Regions from separate parts of the Mus musculus genome. Here regions 1, 2, 3, 5 and 6 are each linked to region 4. A link is a loop called in an ENCODE intact Hi-C map of the cell type or tissue named here. Cell type or tissue: heart. All regions are shown on one strand.

What was found. Hi-C counts contacts between places; a loop is a spot of excess contacts. Peaks named below come from ENCODE experiments on the same cell type or tissue, not always from the same donor. Only the 100,000 strongest peaks of a DNase experiment are listed, where the experiment ranks them.
Region 1: it touches region 4 in a loop (2.2-fold over the local background); 10 of 42 quality-filtered maps call a loop at or near these places.
Region 2: a loop joins it to region 4, with 2.3 times the contacts of the local background. A loop is called at or near these places in 7 of 42 quality-filtered maps.
Region 3: it touches region 4 in a loop (3.0-fold over the local background); 8 of 42 quality-filtered maps call a loop at or near these places.
Region 5: it touches region 4 in a loop (4-fold over the local background); 9 of 42 quality-filtered maps call a loop at or near these places.
Region 6: it touches region 4 in a loop (2.7-fold over the local background); 3 of 42 quality-filtered maps call a loop at or near these places.

What each region holds. Positions count from the first base shown.
Region 1 is chr3:115,800,777-115,804,776 of GRCm38, forward strand. No RefSeq gene overlaps it. Among named protein-coding and RNA genes, the nearest start is that of A930005H10Rik, 85 kb to the right of the region's middle. In heart, no CTCF peak of the experiment used is centred here; no DNase peak of the experiment used is centred here; H3K27ac peaks cover 636 bases.
Region 2 is chr3:115,795,212-115,799,211 of GRCm38, forward strand. No RefSeq gene overlaps it. Among named protein-coding and RNA genes, the nearest start is that of S1pr1, 82 kb to the left of the region's middle. In heart, no CTCF peak of the experiment used is centred here; no DNase peak of the experiment used is centred here.
Region 3 is chr3:115,817,321-115,821,320 of GRCm38, forward strand. No RefSeq gene overlaps it. Among named protein-coding and RNA genes, the nearest start is that of A930005H10Rik, 69 kb to the right of the region's middle. In heart, no CTCF peak of the experiment used is centred here; a DNase peak (open chromatin) is centred at 2,231; H3K4me3 peaks cover 1,174 bases; H3K27ac peaks cover 3,413 bases.
Region 4 is chr3:115,885,916-115,889,915 of GRCm38, forward strand. It overlaps Dph5 (diphthamide biosynthesis 5), which reads left to right and starts at 2,268. Exons shown (of 8, transcript NM_027193.2): 1 at 2,268-2,362; 2 at 2,525-2,682. The coding sequence starts at 2,548. It overlaps A930005H10Rik (RIKEN cDNA A930005H10 gene), which reads right to left and starts at 2,215. Exons shown (of 2, transcript NR_015487.1): 1 at 1,849-2,215. In heart, no CTCF peak of the experiment used is centred here; a DNase peak (open chromatin) is centred at 2,186; H3K4me3 peaks cover 2,183 bases; H3K27ac peaks cover 1,812 bases.
Region 5 is chr3:115,659,293-115,663,292 of GRCm38, forward strand. No RefSeq gene overlaps it. Among named protein-coding and RNA genes, the nearest start is that of Gm40124, 20 kb to the left of the region's middle. In heart, a CTCF peak has its summit at 1,917 (motif pointing right); a DNase peak (open chromatin) is centred at 1,999.
Region 6 is chr3:115,976,778-115,980,777 of GRCm38, forward strand. It overlaps Slc30a7 (solute carrier family 30 (zinc transporter), member 7), which reads right to left. Exons shown (of 11, transcript NM_023214.7): 8 at 1,867-2,002. Mir669n (microRNA 669n) reads left to right here and starts at 3,125; the gene lies at 3,125-3,178. In heart, a CTCF peak has its summit at 2,417 (motif pointing left); no DNase peak of the experiment used is centred here.

The DNA of each region.
Region 1 (4,000 bases), 85 kb before region 4:
GATATGAGTCTTCCTTATAAGAACACTTAGATGCTGCAAACTTTAACCCAGTGAAAAGTAACGTGAGGAGTAATAATTATTTAGAATGCTACAGTTTCACTAAAAAGACAAACCCAAAAGTCAGTTGTTTTCCTTTTAGGCGTTTAATGTCTTCTGTAGTTTTAAAAACAACAGCTTATGAACATAGAAGTCTTATTTTCCCCTGTTCATCATCATATTTTTGGTTTATCTGATCATAAAAGGGTGTGGTTCTCCATCCACAGCAACCGCGAAGCAGCCTGAGAAAGAGCAGCCCCGGGTGGGAAAGCTCTTTTAAGCACACAGCAGTAGGTAGCAGTCAAGAAGAAGCTAGCCAGTGCTCTTACACTGACAATGTAAACACTGATAACTGAGCTCAAAGTGTCCTCACCAGCACTTCGCCTGCATTTCTTATCCTGTCATTCATGAAGATGAGACATAGCCTTTCTTTTCTTGAATAAAAGTTTTAAGGGGATTTCCTCCTTTATTTCTCTTTGATTTTCTAGAAGAGAGTTTCAAATATGTTTTTTGCCATAAACGAGTACTTTGAATTTAAGTAGATTTTCCCCTTCTTCTGGAATCAAAATGCAGTCAGAGCTTCTTGCACTCTGCCAGTTGAGAATACAGAGAGCCTCCAAGTCATGGGCCACAGGAGGGGAGGTGACCACTGTGGCCTGTGGCCTAGCACTTGACTGTTACCTGTTACAGCAACTGCTATACATTTTGCGTACAATTCATTTCAGGACAAAAAAACAAAACGAAAAAAAAAAACAACACATAGGAAGGCAAATCTGATCATGTCAGAAAAGAGAATGAATTTGAGGTATTGCATACCTCACAAGAGTAAAAAAAACAAGACAGGAAAGTGAGTGGTTTCCTTAAGATTCCTATGCCACTCAGAGCAGGAAGGAAGCCCCACCCTCAAAGGCGCAGAGGGAAACAGCACTAGATAGGTTCCCCTGCACAAAGAGAAAAAGGTGAATTTGCATAAACATACAAAGCAGCTGAAAGCATAACTCAATGGCAGAGGGTTTGTCTAGATGCACAGAGCACTGGGTTCAAACTCCAGGATTGCAACAAATGAACAAACAGGCATCTTCATTGCCCGTACCATCTCCTCCTCTCATAAATGCTGTTCAGTGTCAGGGAAATGCGGCTGCCCTGTATGTAGGACAATCTACTGTAGCTCTCCACGTGTAGAAGGTACTAGGACTTTGTGCTTCCTCTGTTAAAGCAGGTGTGCAGGGCACTTGTGAACATACTCCCCGGAGCATGAATCCTGCCTAAAAGGGGATCTGAAAAATGTATAGATTTTTATATGCTAATGCTGACCTAATGGTTGCTCCCACCCTTAGAATTTCCAAATTAGCCAATATTATGCCATAGCTGCATTTTTTTTTCATTTCATGTATTCAGCGTTTGAGAACTAAGATTACTTTCTCTAGGTTTAGATTTATCTAGGTTAATGCTTATCAGAACATGGGCATCCTATACAGATTTTATTAGGAGCAGGGGGATATAGATATAAATCTATCAATAAGGAGCATCTAACTAGGAATGATACAAGATAAACTAGTATGCTGTGATGTATTGCATGCTTCTCCTGTGTGTGTTCTTGAAATAAACTCTGTGTGACTGAAGGGCTTGGTTAATCACACTTTTACTGCAGTGCAAGATAATTTTGCAAAGCAGAAGCGGCAACAACTTTGGAACCAAAGCCCATTTCTTTGTGTCTGACTGGCAGACTCAATTATGTAATCAGCAGTCTCTCTCAAAGTGAAAAGGCCAGCTTTTAATAAAAGATAGCCAGGGAGACAGAGAAGAAAGGGACAGACAAACCTGGCCACGGGTCTGCGGGGACAGTTCTTCAAGTTCTTTAGCCCAAGTATCCTTGCCAGAAAAGCCAGAAAAGCAGGACAATGTCACCCTGAAGCTATTCTAAAGAACTGCGGAGATCAATGTTGATAAGGTAATCTAGGCAATAAATATTCCTCCAAGTGCTTTATCCAGAGGGCAAGGGGGTCTGAATCAGACGTGATGATGCAATTAGGTTTGAACTTTTGGGAACCATGTTCCAGCTGAAACTCGGTGACTGAGGCCGATAGGAGAGTCAGAGGAAGTCAGTCAGCAGCAGACTGTTCCAGAGAGAAAAGTAGGACCTTGTTGAAGTAGAGGAATAAGGACAAAAAGAAATAAATGGATCCGAGTGTCAGTAAGAAACTTTAAAAGGACCGTTGAGGAAAAGGGTAGTGGGCTGCACACAGATGGTAGGAGCAGGATACGGAAGCCTCCCACAGGAGCAGGCAGTGGTGCCTTTAGCTAGTAGAGGGAACATAGGAAATGTGGCAGGTCTCATAGGAGAGATAATGTTCTAGAAAGGCTGTGTCTGAGACACCCATGAGCCCTTCGGGTAGTGATATATAACACATAATTAGAAATACAGGCCTAGGGATAACAAAGACCATGACACAGTGCAGAATCCAGCACTCAGTGACTGTTACTGGGCGCTGCCTGAGCAAATCTCTCCTTACCTCACTTCTCTGCAAGTATCAATTCAGGGACCATGAACAAGACATTTTAGTGTCTGTCGGCTTTCATTGTGAACTTTACACAACCTGGAATCACCTGGGAAGAAAGTCTCCCTTAGAGATCACCTACATTGTGTTGGCTTGTGGGCATATCTGTGCAGAATTTCTTAATTTGGTTGATGGGCATAGGAAAGCCCAGTCCTGTCTGAGCAGCACCATTCCCTAAACAGGAGATTTTGATGTGTGTCCCAGTGGAGAAATCAAACAGAATGCAAGCAAGTAAAGAAGAGCGAGCCTGCGTTCATTCCTCTCTGCATCAAGCTCCGGCCGTTGTGACTTCCCTGATTTGATGGACTGAAACCTGGAACTCTAAGCTGGGATGAACCCATTGTCCGTGCAGGTGCTTTTGCTGGTTATTTGATCACAGCAACAGAAAGGAAACACAACAGTGAGGTACACGTAGCTCATCGTGTGGGTCTGCCTTGCTAGCGGTTGGTACTACTTGAAAACCCCCTTAGATCACATCTCAGCTCCATCCCCCTCTCCCAACCCCCAGTTATCCCAATGCTTTTCAGAAAGTTTCTGTCTTGTTTCACTTCTAGTCACCTGCACCCAGCACTATGGTTGCAGCCCCCATGCTTGCCTCTACCGATTTGTTCTCCCTCCGTGAAACAGGTAAGAATCGCTGTTCCAGCAGCCGGGCTTCTCATGTGGTTTTCTCCCACCCAAACTTGTGTTGAACCTTAATTCCTCAGTGAGGTGGTACCAGGAGTCCAAACCTTGCACATGTACTTAGGTCATAGGGGGTCAGGGTGGGAGTTTCCTCAGAAGTCAATTGTGTTTCGTGAGAGAGTAGGTTAGGTCTTAGGAGATGAAGGAGAGTCTTGTTGGGTTGGAGCAGTCATCATGAGAGTGAGTTACCACAAAGCAAGTTTGCAGACTCAGAACCATAGCACCATCCAAGTGTCTCTTACCCAATGTGGCTCTTCAAATATGGAATTGAGAAGACCATGAGATGAACCAGCCCTCGTCCTCACCATTCATTCGATCTGCGGCCTTTGGTTGAGCAATAGAAAACAGACCTAAAAGTTCTAACTTTTTTGTATTTCAACAACATACATCAAGTCTACGCTCTGTGGCATTTCATGGTTACCATCCAGTTGAGTGTAACATGTTGGAACCTTGTAGAACTACCCCCTCAATACGGGATCACATACAAGTCACTACAGACACAAACAGCCCCGTCATGCGCCATGTTTAGTGTATTCAGTGCCAGTGTGGAGTGAGGCTACAGTGAGCAGATAGAGATGTGAGAGCATGCCCAGGTCCAGCAGGCATTCCTCAGAGAACATGCAAAGATCCAGAGTTGAGAACACCACTTATTGGAGATTTGCAAGAGCCAAAGAGTAAGGCTGGAGAAGAATTGGTTGAGGAAGGAGCTTCAGTGCACAAGA
Region 2 (4,000 bases), 91 kb before region 4:
TTCTTCTTTTTTCTAATACACTGAGCCCAGTTAGTGTGCCCCTGTGTGCATGGGTATGTGGACATCCAGTAGAACATGGGAAATGTACCAATAAGAACACTCTCCAAGGAATCATCTTCTCTTGGGCAGCTTTCAATAGTCATCTTGGTAGCTTTCAACAGTTCCTCCGTGAGGAGTGGGGGTCTGGAGAGCACCTGCCCCCTCTGCGCCAGTGTGTTGGCTATCTTGATCTTGTACAGAGAACCAGAGCTGCAATGAATTCATGATTACAACATCATGAATTACAACTTCGGTGTCCCGAAGACAACACTTTATATCATGTCTCCCCATCCTTCAGCTCTTCCACTTTTAACACCCTCTTCTGAGATGTTCCTGGAGCCTTAGGGAGCCCACATTTGATAAAGTTGTCCCATTTAAGGCACAAGAACTCAGTTTCTTGTTCTCTACATATTGGCTGCTGCTGCCCACTTCAAAATTAGTAGTCTTTGACCAAGGCTGAGAAAAGCCCAGGTCTATAGGTATAAACAAATGTTTATCAGGCAATTTGACAATGTGACCATTTAACAAAATAACCATAGCCTAGGACCTCCCAGCCATGAACTTTTGATCAAGATTAGAGCATATAAGCCTGGCATTCTCTCCTGTGGAAGAGGTCTTAAACCCAATTTTTTTTAAAAAATGTAGTTACCCAATAGCAGCCATGCCACTATTGTGACAGCAGGCATGGTGACTGCAAGGATGCTACGGTAGCTGCAGGCTCCAGGGTTGGTGAGACCACTGCTGTCTCTTCTCCCCAGCAGCCTGCATAGCACCTGCCAACAGTCAGCTTGGGATTGGTTTCTCCCATGTCCTGTAGTCAGTGTGTGAGTAGCCCCATTTTATGCCACCACATTGCAACCAAGGCTGTTGCAATAATTTATATTTCAAGAAGCAATGGACAATGGTTTCCAGCTTATCTCCATACCTTGTCTTATTTTCTCTTATTATTTTGTTTTGGTTTTGTTTTTTTCAATTGTTGTTTGTTGTTTTGTTTTGTTTTGTTTTTGAGACAGGTTTTCTCTGTGTATCCCTGACTATCTTGGAACTCACTCTATAGAATAAGCTGGCCTCAATCTCAGAGATCCCATCTGCCTCTGCCTCCCAAGTGCTGGGATTAAAGACATGTGTCACCACCACACCAGGCTTGTTTTACCTCTTTTTAACAGCCAACTAGTAGACATAAAATGATATAGCTACACTTAATTTTAATGTATTTAAGCATCTGTCCTTCCAGTCTAACAAAACATTTTGAATCCCTGTCAATGTTTGAATAATTCTACATCTTGGTTTTATTACGATACCATCTTCTTTGGGTACGTAGTGACAGAATCATCTTCTGACCACCCCAAGATGCAGGTAAAGAGATGAATGGAAGAAGGGTGAAGGGGGCGGGACTTTTCCATACAACTAGATTGGTTATCTGGAATAGCAGAAGATCCTTTCCATATTTCTGGCACAAGCAGTTGGTAGACAATGGAGCCAACCACCAAGCTAGAGAAAAGAAGGGGCAAGGAGGGCAGCTAGAGGGAAAAATAACTGTGATAAAGTACTTTGCACATCATGGACAGGTCTGGTCAATGTGCAACTGAATCTAGAAATGGAGTGTCTTAGTTAGGTTTTTACTGCTTTGAACAGACCCTATGACCAAGGCAACTCTAATAAGGACAACATTTAAATGAGACTGGCTTACAGGTTCAGAGGTTCAGACCATTATGATCAAGGAAGGAACACGGCAACATCCAGGCAGGCATGGTGCAGAAGGAGGTAAGTTCTACATCTTTATCTGAAGGCTGCTAGCAGAATACTGGCTTTCAGACAGCTAACATGAGGGTCTTAAAGCCCACACCCACAGTGACATACCTACTCCAACAGGGCTACAACTTCTAATAGTGCCACAACCTGGGCTGAGTATATACAAACTATCACATGGAGATAAAGTAGGGACCAAGAAAGAAAGTTTTGAGTGATTAGTGTATAGTGAAGCCGTCAGGCTGAGGTCTTTGCCTGTGTGCCAGCTGAGAAGGGAGTGTCAGGAACAGATCAGTTGGATCCACTGGTAGCTGCGAATGGAATTATAATAGTGTGATAAAAGTGATGCCTTAAGAACCTGGGAAAGAAAGATTTTAAAAGCCACTGGCTTCAAACTTGCACATTACATAAGTAAAGAATGAAAATGATCTGTTGAATCTGGTTCCCTGTGCAGTCACAAGCTACTAATGCTCATACCGTCATGGCCGCTGACAGTCTAGAGCACTGGTTCTCCACCTTCCTAATGCTGTGACCCTTTAATACAGTTCCTCATGTTGTGGTGGCCCCTAACCATAAAATTATTTTGGTTGCTATTTTGTAACTGTAATATTGCTACTTTTATGAATCATCATGTAAATATTGGATGTGCAGGATATTGATATGCTAGCACAAAGGGGTCACGCCCCCCCCCCCCCCGGGTAAGAACCATTGGTCTAGAGGAACCAGGAAAAAAGGATCAAGCAAGCATCAGTTGTTTGTTCATCAAAGTTTAAGCAGAAGGAGAAATTCAGGGTACACGCTTTTTAAAACGCACTTGCTTTTAATCACTTGAGCTTGTTTATATGCTCAGGTGGGGAAGCTAAAGACAGGACAGAAGCATGAAAAGAGATGGCTGATGGATTTTGGTCCCATGGAAAGCAAGAGAGAAAGAGAAGCAGAACACAGGGGGTTGGATTAGCCTTGGCTGTGTAAAGCGAAGCTGAAGTTCCCAGCCATGGAATGGAAGAGACAAGGTCATTGCCTGGCAAGATGTCCTCAGATGTTGGGGGAAGAGGAAACTTTGTGAAGTAGGATTAAAGGGTGTCCTTGAGAAAATCCATACGGTAATGCCCTGCAGTGTACATTGAGTGAGGTAAGAGATAAAGTTAGGAAGAAACACCTTGGTGGGCAGGAAGTTATAAGGAGAAGGATTGGAAAAGAGAGAGGAACGCAGCTCCATCATATTCTTTGAAAGTCAATTAGAAGCCACACATTTCTTCTGATGAATCCTGCTTGACAGTGCTGATAAAATGAGGATTTAGAGTTAGCACAACACATCAAAGTTCTCTATAGACAAAATTGAGGTCAGCATCAACTTACCTCGTTTATATTTGTCTTTGGACACCATATGCATAAAGCTGTCGTAGGATGCATATACCCATGCACACAAAGGAGCCGCCTCAAAAATCCTATATAAACCAGGAATACATCAAATGTTTCTGCCATTTCCAGACAGGATCTCATTGTGTAGCGTTACAGAAACCTCAAATCTTTGTACTTGGTATTCCTGAGTGCTAACATTACTGATGTGTGCCAGAATACCTGGCTAGATAAGAATATTTAGCCACTTATGAAGAGTACAATTCATTAATATAAAACACAATTCATTTACATTGTGCTACTGTCAATATCAAATAATATTAGTGAATTTTTAGCATGCGACATTAAAAGTGTGTACCCACGGGGAAGCACCTCCAAATTACCCATGACTTCCACTTTCTGGTAACTGACATTCCATTTCCACTTATATAAGTGGCATCATGCAATATTTGTTCTTTGTGTCTACTTTACTTCACTTAAAATAAAATCAGTTTTGTAACTCCTGGGAGGGATAGGAAAAGTTCACAGAGAAGTGGGATTATAATTGGGAACTGAGAGATGTAGGGGTACACCGTGCAGATCCACAGTGGCATCCCACTCTGACGTGAGAGAGCCCAGTGATAGCAGCGAACTTAAAGATACATTTCAGCAAGTCATAGAGGATGCACCACCAGGGAAGCTCAACTGAAGAAGAACCAGCTAGGGAAGATAATGCTACCCAAACCCAGGAGTGAAGAGCCAAGTGGGATGCTGAGAGAGCGCCAAACGCTCTGCTGGGCTAGAATGAAAGGTGCCCTGGAAACTGCTGAGGTGGTAAATATAGAACAGATTGGGGTGAATACAGCCAATGGTC
Region 3 (4,000 bases), 69 kb before region 4:
AAAACAAAGCGCTTTTTCAGAAATCACTGTGATTGTACTCCAGACTCTCTCACACCGCTTCCCTCCACTCTCTTTTTTTGTTTTGTCTTTTTGGAACAGAGTCTTACTTTGTCACCTTGTCTGGTCTGGCACTTGCTATGTAGACCAGACTGGCCTTGAAAACTCAAAGACCTACCTGCTTCTGTGTTTTCTTCCTTTTGGAAAATAGTCATTTGGTCACTGCCAAATGTCTTGCCTTGACTCTAGGCCTTGAGAGGTAATAATGAGGGTGGTGCCAAGGCCAAAGGCTGATTTGGGGTGTGCTCACTGGAGTAGCAGAAAGACAGGGTAAACTGTAGAGAGGAACATGGAGGTTTACCACAGAATGACCCCAAATCCATGAGACATAGGATCTTTGAGATGCACCTTGGTTTAGCAATGGGAACAGGCAGAGCTTGTCTCCCAGATCAGTGCAGTAAGTAGCAAGCACAAAGGCAAACCAGAAAGAAAGAGGGTCTAGAATTTTTACTGTGACCAGGGTTGCTTACCTGATCTTTCTCTGCCCCAGAGACAGCATGTCTAAAAGGCGCAACAAAGGCAGGTATTCTTTCTCCAGCTTGGCGTCTGGAGTTTCCTACAGTCTCATCTCCACCCGTGTGTGCCACCCACTGCCACATGCTTCACCCATTTAAACAAAAAGATTCCACTGTCTGTGCTGAAAAAAGGGTGGGCTAAGTGGAGAAAACACAACTGAGGATGAGACTGTGTGTGTGTGTGTGTGTGTGTGTGTGCGCACACGCACAAGTGTGGTGCATACTTTAGGAATTCAGTAAAACAGACTAGAAGTAGAAGTTTAATGAACAATGAGGTAGAAGTATTAGCCAGCTTAAAAATTATATTTAAAACGTCAAGGCTACCAATGTACCTCGGTGTAGAATACTTGGCCAGCATGTGTAAAACCCAGTGTTTTATCCTAAATGAACGCACACACGCGCACGCGCGCGCACACACACACTATGGATTAGTTGGAAAGCAGAATATATTCAGAACTCGGGTAGTTCAGGAAGGAAGCTGGCAAGCAGTGGTGAGATGCATGGTATGGATTATCTCCAGCAGCCTAAACATAACTTAAGGAACCAAGTACAGCTAAGCGAAACCAGAAAACCAACGAGTAATACAGATGGCATGAATTTGAACCAAGACTTCGGTAAAGGGCAGTAGAGAGAACAGCAAAATGGAGGAAGATCTGCGAGGGTCTGCATGCAGACACTGAGCTACAGGGCAGCTGGCACAAGTCCCGAGGCTTTGGACAGGACAGTTAGACTGAAAATGATGTATTCACCGATACTAGGGGAACAGAAAACGTGCCAGACATAGAAAGAAGACGAGTTTACTTTTGGACACATTGAACTGATCCCTCTGCGGTTAAATGAAGCCTGAGCTTCCAGGAGTGCAGGTGCTGCAGACTTGGGTCTCTCAGGAGTTAGGAGGTGGAGCCGAGAGAAAGGTAATTATATCCTAGAGAACTATACTTCCCACGTGAATTAATGCTGTCTCATGGGGGGGTAGGTCAGGTCTCACGGGAAAGGATTACTTCTTCTTCACAGGCAGTCGCTTCCCTCTCACTTCCCTTCCGTGTTACCACAGAGCCAGGGGTCCTCTTGAGGGCATCGGAGCTGTGCTATTTAGACCCTTTGCTACCAGAGTCCTGGCAAATAAAGCCCCTTAGAAGTCGTCTAGCATCTGACATTTTGTTTTAGCAGAACAAAACTGATAAGGCAAAATCAGTAGGTCCAGAATGAAATTTACATACATGAAAACCAGGCACAGAGCAGGGTGGTTAGTGGAAACGTGTTCTAACCTACTGGTGTGAAACATCATCTCTACGTCTTCAAAGAATGTGAGCTGCTCCCTTGGCCTTGGTCCCTTGGATTTCACACATAATTCATTCATAAATGGTCATCCGTGTATTTTTACCATCGAGGACATTACACACTTTTATTTCTTGTCTGATGTCTAAGGCAAACTCGAAATGTTTGGTAGTGTCCTGCCATCTGTGTGTGGGATAAAAATCTATGTCATGAACACAGTACCCAAATTAGCACAAAGCAGGCACCTCTCCGTTTCCCTGTGGAAAAGGCAGTTGCATCTGCCTTTGAGGCTTTTTCTTAGTCCAAGGTCTTGCAAGGATTTAAATGTGTGTAACCCTGGTGTGGGAATGGAGGCTTGAGAAGTGCAGCACATGAGCCTGGTTAGTCAGATGTTTCTCATGGGACTTTCCATCCTATGCACAATACAGAGACAGGGGACAGTGGTGACAGGAGGCTGGCACCTCACCACCAGATTCAGAAGTGAAGGGGCAGCTGGGAGCCTGCTCCGTGCTTCCTGCTCTTTGCACACCTCCCTCCCCCCCCACCCCACCCCCACCGGTCTCCTGTAGGGTCTACGAGTCTGGTATCTTTTCTGCAAGTTTCCTTTTCTTCAATTAGTCAATTGCTCTCTGCCTCTTTTGATAAGAAAACTGGCAGAACATCGGGGTACATTAAGTCATTCAATCAATAAGAAAAATACAGAGTATTTATTTTCCCAGTAAATCTCCAATTGGAAAAATGATTGCTATTAAAGCCAAGGAGTGTAGCAGAGGAGACCTCAACCATGACTTCTTTCAAAGGGAACTTTATTAGCTTATCTGCAGCTCACAGCTCACCACATTCCTTCCTGTCAGCCTGCCGTCTACCCTTTACAGTAAGTCAGGCATAGCCAGGGATAATTCTAGTAAAGCCTATCGAGTTAGTAGGGGAAGCAATTCCTCTAATTTCTTTAATTTTGTTTAAAATCATAAAAGATTTATTTTTGCAGCCGTTGGAATCCACATAGAAAAGAGATCTTAAATATCCAAGAAACGTATGCTGAGTGGCTGTCAGGGGCACAGCTCAGCCGTGCACCAGGTGTTGTTTTCTGTAGTGTGCTCAGCTTGATAGCACTTCGTCAAGTGTCTGCCCTCACGATGCTTACAGTAAAGGAGACAGGGAGGAGGGATGTCAAAATAATACCAGCGAGTTATGGCATACATGAAGGATTCTAAGAGTGCTCAACGGGGACTCTGCTCCTCCACCCTCCCCACACAAGTGCATTGCTTACAAAAGAGCTCTCCAAAGACAGATCTAATGTGCTGGGACCCGGAGCGAGAGAAGGAGCCGCTGAATAAGAAGGTGGCAGAGCTTAACTGTGGGTTCACCCAGTGTGCGATGTGGGACTTTGGTCTCCTGATTGAGCCTGTCTGTGCCTTAGCTCCCTTTTCCATTAGATGAGCAGTGCGTGTGACCTGTCCCACCAACTGCTGTGATGAGTGCACGCACGGGTGTTTGGAAGGTATGACGATGTGTCCCCAGTGCACAGAATAAGCAAATGGGTAATAGCTATTATCGAAGCACCATTCTTATTCCAGAAGAAGTCAGCAAGTGTGAAAGCCTTAGGCAGGCAAGACCCTCAGAACATCAAACTGAAGTAAGTTTGTGGTGCCAACAGAGCAGGTGAAGAGACCTTAAGTGGTTGACCACAAGGCTGGAAACAGGATCAGACAATGCCGGGCCTGGCAGTCCTTAGCAAAGTCTTTGGATTTTTTTTTCCTAAGTGAAGTTAAGAATGTAAGCAGGAGACAGAGGTCACTGGATTTATGTTGTAAGATCATTGTTTCCTCTGCTCTGGGACAAGTGGATGTAGAGGCGGCAGTGGAAGTGTGGTGACAGCTAGGGAGATGGTGTTCCATTTTCAAGAGGTAGAGACGGTAGTGGCTTTGGCCGAGAAGGAAAGAGTATAGACTTGGCAGCATTGGGAATTAGTTGAGTATGAGGAAAAGGGGAGAGAGAACTGCATAAACCAACGGGCAAATGTTCACGGAACAAGTGTAACCTAATGAAAATTTAGCTCACAGGACTGAGAGGGGGCAATGTGGGTGAACAGTGTGAGAGCCTGACTTCAGTCCCCAGGACCTGTGATAGAAGGAGAGCACCAACTTGTG
Region 4 (4,000 bases):
GACCAGGGAGGCAGGTACTCAACATCCCATAGATGGGAAATTTAAGAGCATGGGGTTTCTTTTGCCAAAGTTTTTTTTTTTTTTTTAGAAGGGGGATACTATTTTTAGGGTGTATCTTTACTAGTCCTCCCTGGTTTCTGTGAAGACACATTTGAAGGGAACAAGATGGGAAGCTAACAGAGTAATAGAGCTAGGATCTGAACCAACACAGTGATAGTCAGTATGGTTTCTGACAGAGAAGACCTGGCAGTACGTGTGGGGGTGACTAATATCTGGGTTGGGGGAATGTCAAACCTACCCGATACAGAGTCAGATACCACGCAGGTAAAGAAGGTGATGAATCCAGCTCTGGATGTATAGAACTGGATAGGTTTCCGGATTATCAGGTTTGATTCCCAGCACTCACATGGTGGCTTATAAACATCTGTAACTCCAGTTCCAGAGATTTTGGTACCGTCTTCTGACCTCCATGGGCACAGGAACACATATGGTACACAGACATACAGACAGGGAAAACATTCACACACATAAAATAATCTAAAAAGAACTTTGAAAACCATTTCTCTAGATTTTTTTTTGGGCGGGGGCGGGGTTCAAGACTCACTCTGTAGACCAGGCTGGCCTCAAACTCAGAAACCTGCCTGCATCTGCCTCCCGAGTGCTGGGATTAAAGGTGTGCACCTCCACTGCCCGGCTAGACAAGTTTTAAAATGCTTATCTGTTATTAGCCTATCTTATTTGTTATCACTCAAAATCTTTTGTACATTTTTCCACATTGAGTTGTTTTCTTGTTCCATTTAAGAATCCATTAGATTTGAATTCATCTTCAGTTTATTATTAATTTGTTTGTGTGTGGGGGGGTGTGGGGGTGTGTGTGGGTGTGCCAGCCTGTGGTGGTCAGGGGAGACCTCTGTGGAGTTGTTTTTCTTCCACCTTTAACTGGGTTCCAGGATTAAACTCAGGTTGTCAGACTTGCGTGACAAGTTCCTTTACCAGCATCTTGATAGCCTTCCTTTGGTTTGTTTGCTCTGTTGACAAGTCTTTTGTCAAATTTCTGGTTTGCAAACATTTTCTCTCAGTGTACGACTTCAGTCTTTTGAAGGGAGTTTTTATTATTAAAGTATGACTTTTTTTCCTCTCTCTTTGCAACATGCCTTTTATAGCATACCTGAGAAATCTCTCCCTGGATAGGTCAGATTTTCTTTTCTTTTCTTTTTTTTTTTTCTTCTGTTATAATTTTAGGTCTTTCCATTTACACCATGATCTATTTTGAGGTGTATGTATTTTAATATGGTGCAAAGAATAAATCAATTTAGTGGGAACAGGGAGAATCAGGTCTTCGTGCACCCTTGGAGGAAAAGGCTAGACTTAAGAAAAATCTGAAAGGCCATTACATTGTGCCAAGAGAAGCAATGAACTGTCTTCCCAACTTGGATAAAGTTACCAGTGAATTTAGGAAGAGCATCTGCAGTGTAAACTTTTCGCTTACTGGAGCTGCGTGTAACCAATCTTTAAGAATCTCTGCAACAACCGCTGAGAGGTTTAAAGCACTTTCCTTTTTGTTATGCGCTTCCCGCCATAGAACTACTTTCTTTTTTAAAATTATCCTTTGGTTAGCATACTAAGTAATGGGCTTCATTATGGCATTTTTCATCCGTATATGTCATCACATTCGTATTTAGTCATCCCTTGAGCACTCTTAAAAGGTCACTCTCCACCGAGGGTGACTAAGGCAGATTCCCTTGAGGCATTCTGGTATCAGATCCCAGGGACAAACCCCTAGAAGGAGTCACAGCCCCCCCCCCCCCCCTGGGAACTTAACAACCACACTCAGCAGGGCAAGCCAACCTGTCCCCTCACCAGGGTGACTTCTGGTTAAATTGCGACAGATCTACAGAGCGGGAATTCAAAGCTGAGCAAACGCGGGGTCGGTCAGGGAAGTCCCTCCGGTTGTTCCTGCCAGTGTGCGTCTGGAGGGCGATTGGGAGCTATCGTCATCAGCCCGGACGCCCTTTGGGGATGTTTGAGTCCTGGCTTGCCGGGAGCGTGGGCACGCTGGGTCCTTTCCAGGCGCACAGCTGGACCCATTCCTGACCCTTGACCTCTGCCCGGGAGTCAGCGAGTCCTGGAGGGCCTTGCGGGGGGTATGCGATCGCTCTATAGCTCGTTCCTGGAGCGGTCTGTCATCTCCGCCTCCTGCCAGTCGTAAAGTGCTGTGAAGGGCTCTGCGCTTTACGGCGCCGTTAGGTGAGACCCGGAAGCTCTGTCTCTGATGGGCACATGGTTTGGGGACTGCAATTATTAAAAGGCTGCAGTGAGACTTTGAGGGACGTCAGCGAATCACCTCCGAGTCTCTAAGCGGGTAATCGGATCACACTTTTAAAAACAGTCATTCCATTATTTTCTAAGAGTATGCAGGAGTGTCGGACGCACGCAGGGTGCCACCTTGGTTTTTATGTTCATCCCTAGACTTTAGGTCCCCGGTGTTAGCTGACGTTTTTCTGTTGTTCACTTCGCTCTGCAGTCTCCCCATCCCTGGAGTTCGGAATGCTTTACTTGATCGGCTTGGGCCTGGGAGATGCCAAGGACATCACAGTCAAGGGCCTGGAAGTTGTGAGACGATGCAGTCGCGTGTATCTGGAAGCCTACACCTCAGTCCTGACTGTAGGGAAGGAAGCCCTGGTACGTGATTAAAGTCCCCAGGCCTCTGGGGAAGACATCTAGCTAGCGTCCGATTCTCCTACCCTAGACTGCACAGACTCTAAGCGTCTGCTTTTTTTTTTTTTTTTTAAGCCCCTGTAAAACACACACCCTGTCCATTAAGATCTACTTCATACTCAGTGACTTGGGAAATGAAACGGTAGTTTGTCCTACTTTACAAGTCTAATTTTGTGCCTTTCTCCAGTAAATAAAAAAAAAAAAGTTATTTTACACTCTTGGGGATAGTTATCAAATCCGTTATTTCATGAGCTAGCCAGACATCCTTTCCGAGTTGAGTGCTAATGAGGTGCTGACACAGGCTTAATGAGTTGCTTATACATTCAGCAAGCGATCTGAAAGCTTCCGTCTTTGAAGTAGTTCCATAGGGAACAGCGATCTCATTTTTTTTTGTCTGCAACATAGCCAAAGAGACCTTACATGTACTCTCCCAGGAAGGCTGTCATTCCCACATGTACATATAGAGTGACTAAGTAACCAGAGGATGTATTAGTGCATTATATACCTTAAACAGGGTAAATATGTAAATAATAGTTACAACAAGAAGGGTCAGTTTCTGCTTGATTGTCAAACTTAAAGTGAACCCTATATTGAGATAAGATGCTGATGTGTTGTTAGAGGAGGAGAGGAAGGTTTTTTTGTTTTGTTTTGTTTTTTTAAATTGTCAAGTCTTCCATATAAAAGTGTGGGCCAGAGAACTTCCGGTCATATCTCTCAGATTCACAACTCAGAATTTTGAAGGTTTCAGGGTTATGTTAAAAATCTTGAATCCTAAATAGGCTTCTTCTTAAGTTGGTCATGAATTAGAAAAAAAAAAAAAAAAGTAGTGTTTAATGGTCAGTTTGACTTGCTGGCCACACTTGTCGGTGTTTATACTTACTTCAAGATGATAGAAATATGTCTTGGATCAGTGATCAGAAACTATAATGGACCTAAAACCATTTGAGAAAATAGATAACTGGCAGGTTAATCGAATAGAATATTAAACACAGCCAGGGCTACACAGAGAAACCCTGTCTCTAAAACAAAAACAAAAACCAAAAACAAACAAAAAGGGAAGACAGGCAGTCGTGGCACACACCTTTAATCCCAGCACTTGGGAGGCAGAGGCAGGCAGGTTTCTGAGTTCAAGGCCAGCCTGGTCTACAGAGTAAGTTCCAGGACAGACAGGGCTACACAGAGAAATCCTGTCTCAACCCCCCACCCCCAAAAAAGCAAAAAACAAAAGAATATTAGACAATAGCTTAGAGCAAAATTGGGACATAACTTGTTTTGCCTTGTG
Region 5 (4,000 bases), 230 kb before region 4:
TCAAGGTATCTGAGGCTCATGGGTCACAGGGATCCATCACTGTCTGCAGAGCTGAAATTTACTTACGGGATGAAAAGCGTAGGAACTGATAAACTTTATATGACCAGAAGGCACTGACATAAACTTTATGTGACCAGAAGGCACTGACGTTTCTAAGAGAGGACTGATAAACATCAAAACAAGCACCAACCCAGACACACAACAGTGATGCCCCAGAACAAGAGAAGAAAGGTCAGACAGCCAGAAAGAAGGAGGTCGAGAAGCAGTTCTTCTTCAAGTAGAGAGGTGAATGCCTGTGATATCAGCACTCTGAAAACAGACACCCTTTGGAAGAGGAAAGAATGACACTAAACAGTAGCCCAGAGTTCACAGCTCCCTTGTCACCTGGCTCCCTCTGGAGTCATCCAGAAAGCTTTCCAAAAGTACCAGAAATTGAGTCCCAGCCACAGCATAAGTCAGAATCTCTGCAGCTGAGCCCTGACAGTGGGATTGTTTTTTAAGGGTCTTACATGATTTGTATGCACAATTAGAGCAGAAATTTACAGACAGACAGGTCTAAAGAAACCCTGTTTGTTAGAGATGCTGTAAGGGACAATCTATTGGAGGTGGGGCCTTTCCATCTTAGAATTTAATAAATAACTGGTCCTCACCTCCTTGCTGTCCGTCAGCTGCATTTGTTGCTGTGGATCCAGAATCGAGCATGCTCACTTCCATGCTGTCCCCTTGTGTCATTTGCTAGCTGTAGATCATGATTATGGTCTTCCATCAATCTGAGCTCAGCCAGCCTTCCCCACTAGAGCAGCAAACAAGCCTCTTCTCAGGTCACCTTCACTTTGCCTCTCAGAGGTCTCGTGCTAAGAGGAAGCCCAAAGGGCCTTTGTTTTCTGCATAGCTGCCAAATCTGTGTGTCACTTCTTTTCCGTGATATCAAGATGTGGGTTTAGATCCAGGTATGGTAGGCAGTTCATGCCCATAATCTCAGCAGGCAGAGACAGGAAAAGCACTATGAGTTTGAAGCCAGCGTAAGTCACAGTTTCAGGTCAGCCTGGACTATGGGACGAGACTCTGGCTCAAAAACAAGAACCAACAGAGAGACTATTGAAGGAAGAGGAGAGAGAGGAGGAGAAGAAAAGGAGGAGGAGGAGGAGAATAAAGTTGCATAAAGACACATAGTGCTGCTACCTTTTCTGTTCGTACAGGGATCAGTACAATACAAAACAAACGAACAAACAAAAACAAAAACAAAAAAACAAAACCTCCAGATAGTCTTATCTTTACCCCCAACCCATAAATCTCACACCCAGGCAAGCATCATTTGCAATTTCCAATTCCATGAAATTCTTTAGGGTAACCCCCTCAACAAAAATTTTAGTTGAAAAAATCATCCCTGCTTGCCTTTTTCTTTTCCCTACATTGCTTAGCCCAGCCTAGCTCTCTATAGGTGGTTCTTCCACATCTGCCTCCTGAGTGCATGTTTCACACACTGCACAAACCCGCAGATTTAACAGCCACAGATGAGGTCATTAAAGCTATGGAATCTTCCGTGGACTTCCCCCACTTCTTGATTCCCGCAAACATTTCATCTCTCCCACACAGCACGTCAGACCCTAGCTAAGTTTCTGCAGCTGTGCCCAAAGAGACTCTGTGACTATAGACTCCCATTAGTGGCACAGAAAACCCACTAATTAATTAAATTAAATTAATTAAAGCCTAAGATTCATAGGACAGTGGTAGTAATAAAGCACTATCAATCCCCGCTCTTTGTAAAAGACAGAGTTACTAACAAGCTCACTATACAAAGGTTTCTGTAGCCAATTCATCTAAGTTGTTTTCAGCCTGAGTTGTTTTCAGGAGACAGTGAAAGAAGTAGAAGTAACTCTGCAATTCCTTCTTGGTGCTGGCACAGGCCTGAGGGCCACTAGGTGGCAATAGCGACCTAAAAACAAGCCCAATGCTCCTAGAGCCCAAACTGATAGAGTGAACTACCATGTAGCTGTCCAGCCTGGCTCACAGCCATAGCACAGGGTCCAATTAATTCACCCTCTTGATTGGCTATAGCCTCACTGTGATAGTAGTGAACTGAGGAAGGGGGCGCTATGCTATGCTTTGATTGCGGATAGGGTTCGTAGTGTAGCCCAGGCTGTCAAGGAAATTATCAGATAGCTCAGGCTGACCTCAAATTCAACTTAACCTTCCTTCCTTGCATCACTCCACTGGGATTACATGAGTAATCATATTTTAAAGACTGTTAACATATTTGCATGCCTCATGAAGGCACTGAAAACTAGGAAGCCCAACCATATACCCTTCTTTTAAATGTACACACAGAGTCCATATACTTCTATGTATAATATTCAAATATTTCCTCACATTGTTTCCTTTTTCTGTCCACTCTTCATTCTTGAAGGAAGAAGAGCAATGTCACCTTCTTCCTTAGTTACTCCAAGCAACAATGCTGGTCTGTCCAGTGACCACCCACAGTACATAGAGCCTCTACCGCATAGCTTCTTCTTCTCTTCCTATTCTATTCTTACGTATTGACTCCTTTTAAGTTCTATAGAGGAAAGCAAAGTGATCCCCTGCTTGTTTGAGCGTACACAGAGGTACCTAACACAGTGTCTTCCTCTTGATTTTACTTCTTCCAACTCAAAAAACTACACCATTGTCATTTTAATGTGAACAAATGATGGTTTGAAGGGACAAACATCTTATAGGCAATCACTAAAGGAACATATTTTATTAGTATAAATGTATGAAGATGTAAGCTAGCAATATCACTGTCTCATAGAAATGCCAAAGGGTTGATTACTTGGCCTTGTCTAAGTCCCAAAGTCAGACAGCTTAGGGACATAATCCCCCATCTTTAACAAGCTTTGTTGTCCTCAGTGGCAGGTCCACCACAGGCCCCCAAATGACAGTGTGCTGGTAGTGTCCTAAAATAATGGCTCAAGCCCAGTGCGAGCTAGATTTGTATCGGGTAAACAGAAACTTAAACTCAGCATTCCTCGGAAACCTCATAATGTGGGTTTCCGAGCACCAGGACCGTCACCACTTTCTCTCTTTATTCTCAGCCAGCAACTGCCATGGGCAAACTGCCAGCGGACCCAAACACCCAATCATCACTAACAGCTTTGATCCCTGCATCAGCTCAGAGACCCCCACCCTTCTGACTCCCATATAAAATTTGGTCATTTCCCCTCCAAGCTACCGCTCCCTACTCTCAGCTCAGCTAGGTAGTTTGTTCCCAACAAACTGTTTTTCTATCCAGCGAGTGGTCTAGTTCAGGGATTTTGCAGTGCTTGCTTACAGTGAACTTATCAGTTCACTGTAAAAATAAGCAAATATTAATAATGTGACCTAACTCAGGGAGATTTGCATTTGCCTTTTTAATAGTAAAAGAATCTACCATGATATCTATTCCCTTGAAAAAAATGTTCTAAATTCAGTGTTGGGACTCAGAACATGATATCCCCAAAGCATGGTGCTTTGACGTGCTGAATGGCCCCAGAAACAAGGTTTCCCTGACTTTCTCCTATCTCTTTGTCCTGCCTGACTTTCTTCGTACTAAGCAATTTATGGAGATCAGAAATAAGGGGCTGGGGCTCTAGTTCACATGGCAGAGTGTTTGCCCAGCATTCATGAAGCCTATCACTTGAGTACTAGTGACGTAGAGCCAGCATGATTAGGAAGGGGTTCAACATCAAACACAACTACATAGTTCAATTGGCAGCCATGCTTGGGAGGATGAGACAGAGATATAGAGATACAGACAGAGACAGAAAGACAGACAGGCAGAAATACACAGAGAGACAGAGAGAGATGGAGTGACAGAGAGAGACAGAGACAGAGACAGAGAGAGACAGAGAGAGACAGAGGGAAACAGAGACATGGAGACAAAGAGACAAAGAGATAGAGAGATAGAAACAGTGTAAAATCCAGAAACCCATCTTTCTTGAAATATGCCATTCCAGAGAGCCTTGCCCCATAGTAGAAAGAAGGG
Region 6 (4,000 bases), 91 kb after region 4:
TTGTGGCAAGATAAATTCATTGTGTGCGCATGAATTTATCTATTATTTATTTTTTGTTTGTATAAGAAATGAGTAAGAAGATAACAAGGAAAACAATTCAAGTTGGAAATAGAAAATCTATAACTCTTTAGGGTGAAAAAGCCTAAGTTTTTCCACCTCCAATCTGAAGTGTGCCAGTTCCTTTGCTGGGAGGACCCTATGGTCACTTTATCATAGCAGGACACCAATTTGCCCCACAGAGCTCTAGAGAAACATAAGCAGACTCGGGACAGAGGGCTAAATGCTTTGGAAGGGGGCTTTGGTAGAAGGTGCTCCAGGGAAACTCCACACAGTGTGGAGGGCAAATCAGGAAATGTTCCCCGAAGGGGGATACTTCATAGGAAGGATGTGGACTTGGGGTACACACATCTAGAGAGCTGAGGGGAAAGGTGCATCATTAAATGCAGGAAGAGTTGAGAGAGGAGACAAGAACAGGAATGTGGAGGGCTTATTGCCATAGTTAGGAAACTGAAAAGAAAAGACTCACTAGAGAAGACAGAGATTGGAGGTGGGGCAGGAGAGATGGAGGGAGGGGGATTAACAAAATTAAACAATATCAGGAAGTCTCATTAAGGATTATGAATTTTATTCTGAGAGAAAGAGTGAGAAAAGGATAAGATAATTGCAGTATATCACATAATCCGCATCAAAGAAATGTCACTGCAGCATGACAAGAGGGGACAAAGTGGTCATCACACCAAACAATGGCGGTGGTCAGAATTCTGGTAACAATGAGTGGAGAAAGAGCAAGGGAAATACTACGATCATACTCTTAAATAACCATTAGGGGCAACTAACACTATAATATACAACACAACAGAGTGCCCTCGAAACACCCACGGCAAGACAGGTAGTCACAGAAGTGAGCAAGTCTGTCAGGAAGTGGTCACATCCAAGCTAATTCCCGGGAGTGTGGTAAGACCTCCAGATGAGGGAAAGGAATTCTGAGCTCTAGAAAGGCTTCCAAACACCAGCTGGATCCCTGTGCCAATATTTAAAGAATAATCTGCATGTTTAAAATGTATGTCTATTCTTAGGGCAGAAACTGAAAAACAACCACCTCTAACTTTAACACTGCAATCCCATGGCAATCTATTCCATCAATCCTCGTCAACACTGAGTTATGAAGTCTGCGGTCTTACTTCTCACCAGCGTTCATCTCCCTACAAAAGCTGCTGCTGCTGCTGACAGGACAGCTACAGAGAGATGATAATGCTCCAACTGAGACACACTATGCAAAATTTAAAATGATCAAATGCAGCAAGATAAAGGAATATAATTCTAGTGTTTTAAAATAAAAATGAAGCCAACAATAAAGTGTGTTTTAGGACAAAGGATTTTAGAAGATAATATTAACTACACAATGCACTGCAGCAAGTGGTCGTTGCAGATGGACCTCCCTACAGTCTTCATAGACCACCAGCTCCGTGGCTGGTGAGCAAGCGAAAAGACCAATGAAATGGCAGAATTAAAGATGGGTCTGGCAGGGGCAACACTGATACCAGGGTTTGACATTGTCAGTTCTAGATATAAACTAAAATCGTCTAGTTAATGACTTTACATTGCCAAGATTTTATTCTATACATACAGTGTATGGTTTAAGATTTGAATTATGATCAACTACTTAAATGTCAAAAATCAAAAAGAAATGTTAAAACTCCAGGCAAGATATAAATGGGAAAAGCTATAAGGAGAACTTGGATAGGACTTGTTTTAAAGAGCAAAGGGAACCCCACATGATAATCTGCACTGAAGGTGCCCAGCCACTGGTTCTGTTGTCACCTCCCTCTCACTTAGTAACAGATGGTAGCAGTCTGAACCACTTACCTTACAACTATAAGAATGGCTATAAGAATCGAACAGATAGGATCTGCTATCATCAACCCAAAATTTTGCATCATGATGGCAGAGGCAATTACACCAATACTTCCCAGTGTATCGGCTAGAATGTGTAAAAATACACCTAGAAAGAAAGCATAGGAGAGATTAGAATACTCAAGTGGGAATATTTCTCAGGACTATACTTAAAATATCTTACATATCAAGGAAAAAAAATCAGTCAGGAGAAGTACAGTAGTAACTGTGTAGCAGAATATTTATAAACTGACATAACTGTTTTCATACTGACCAGTTTAAACATCTAACTGGTAAATTATGCTCAATCTTAACAGAACAGTGAAAGTGAAGGAGTTAAAAAAAAAGAAAAAGAAAGTGAAGGAGTAGAGAAAATTAGTTTTAAATGCTGTCTGTGAACATTCACTCTTACTTTAAAAAAGGTTAAATAATTTGTTCTGGAAAGAAAAGAGCATCAGGTTTTAAAAAAAAAAGATGAAGAAAGCAATTTAATTTTGAATACATGAACACATAGAGCCCTCTGCTGGTGATTTAAAATACTGCTTAAGGAATAAAATTTTATATGAACCCTAACTCGACTTAACCTGACATTAATTATCCAAAACATGCCACTACCTAAATTTGTTATTATCCTCAAATACACCAAGCAAAAAAGCAGTTACCTGACTAGGACAAGAAAATACATGTTGAACCTTTGAAATTAAGTACTAAGTAGGACATAGTAGACTATTAAGGACTATATAGGACTATTAAGATTCATAAGTGATATTGGCCTGGAAAACCATAAAAATCTCAAGAAAGAAATTATATATGCAACTCTTTTTGAAACTACCTAAGACAGTAACTCACTCAATATGTAGATCTTTAATAAATAAAATTTATCACACAGCAAAGCAATCTATAAACATAGGTACCAATAAAAACAAAAACAAAGAAAAGCCATAAACCACCGGCCTTCAGCACAGCTGCCCTGCAGGGCACTGGTTAAGATGGCAGACATGCGACCAGCTTAGAAATTCACGTCACATTCCCTGAACGATCAAAGGTAAATGTGTGCCAATTAAAACTGAAGGAAACTTTGTAGCAGCTTAAAATTTGAGCACTACTGAGTCACAGTAAATCTTAACGTTTGCTGGGAAAAGACACTTCCCCTGCCACCGTGTGACTTAGAGCAGGGCGCAGCAAAGGGCACTCGGGCCTTTCACTCTGTGCAGACCACTCTGCAGATCTTTACATTTGTGTGTGGATGTGTGTGTAAATGTATGTGCATCCCACAGCACATGTGCAGAGGGCATTGGCTTACTCCTTCTACCACGTGGAGCCTGAAGACTGAACCCAGGCTGTCAGGTTTGGCTGCATGTGTCCTTATACAGGTACCTCACCAGCCCTGAGTTGTTCTGTAACAAATGGTATTCATTTGGGCAGATAAAAATGAAATGTGTATTTCCACTGGTAAATACTTGTAAATAACCAACTTCTCTATTGTACTTTAAATACCAAAGAATAATATATATATATACATATATATGTATCAAAAACACTTTGGTTTCAAAAACTAAAAAAAAATGAAAAAGATGGATATAAATCAATACAATTGAAATCCCTACATTACAAACTCCTAAATGTAATAACATAGTTTTAAGTTTCTATATTCTCCAATTAGTGTTTTGGTACGAACAGAAATAAAAATGAAAAAAAAATGGTGAAAATAATCTGTTATTCATTTTTCTGATGCTGGAAAGTCCCTGCCTCCATGTAATCCTAACCAGAAAGTGGGTCTCATTAGCACACATCATTACTCTTTTATAGTAACTATTCATGAAGAAAAATCTCTGAGGAAATACATAAAGTCTGTTTAAGTCACATAAGATCGAGACCCTCCAACATTGCAACACACCAATGGTCTAACGTATCTAAAACCTGGCTCACTAAGCTGAAGATGCGCCAACAACTGAAAGCCACATTAGCTGGAGGGGCTCATGTGCTGAGTGTCCGAAGAGCTCTTGGGTAGCAGAGCTTTTACATCAGGCAGTCACAGCTGCCCAGCAGCTTCCTCCAGGCCCTCTTGAGACCAACAAACTCATGTAGTTCAGAAATAGGAATAAAA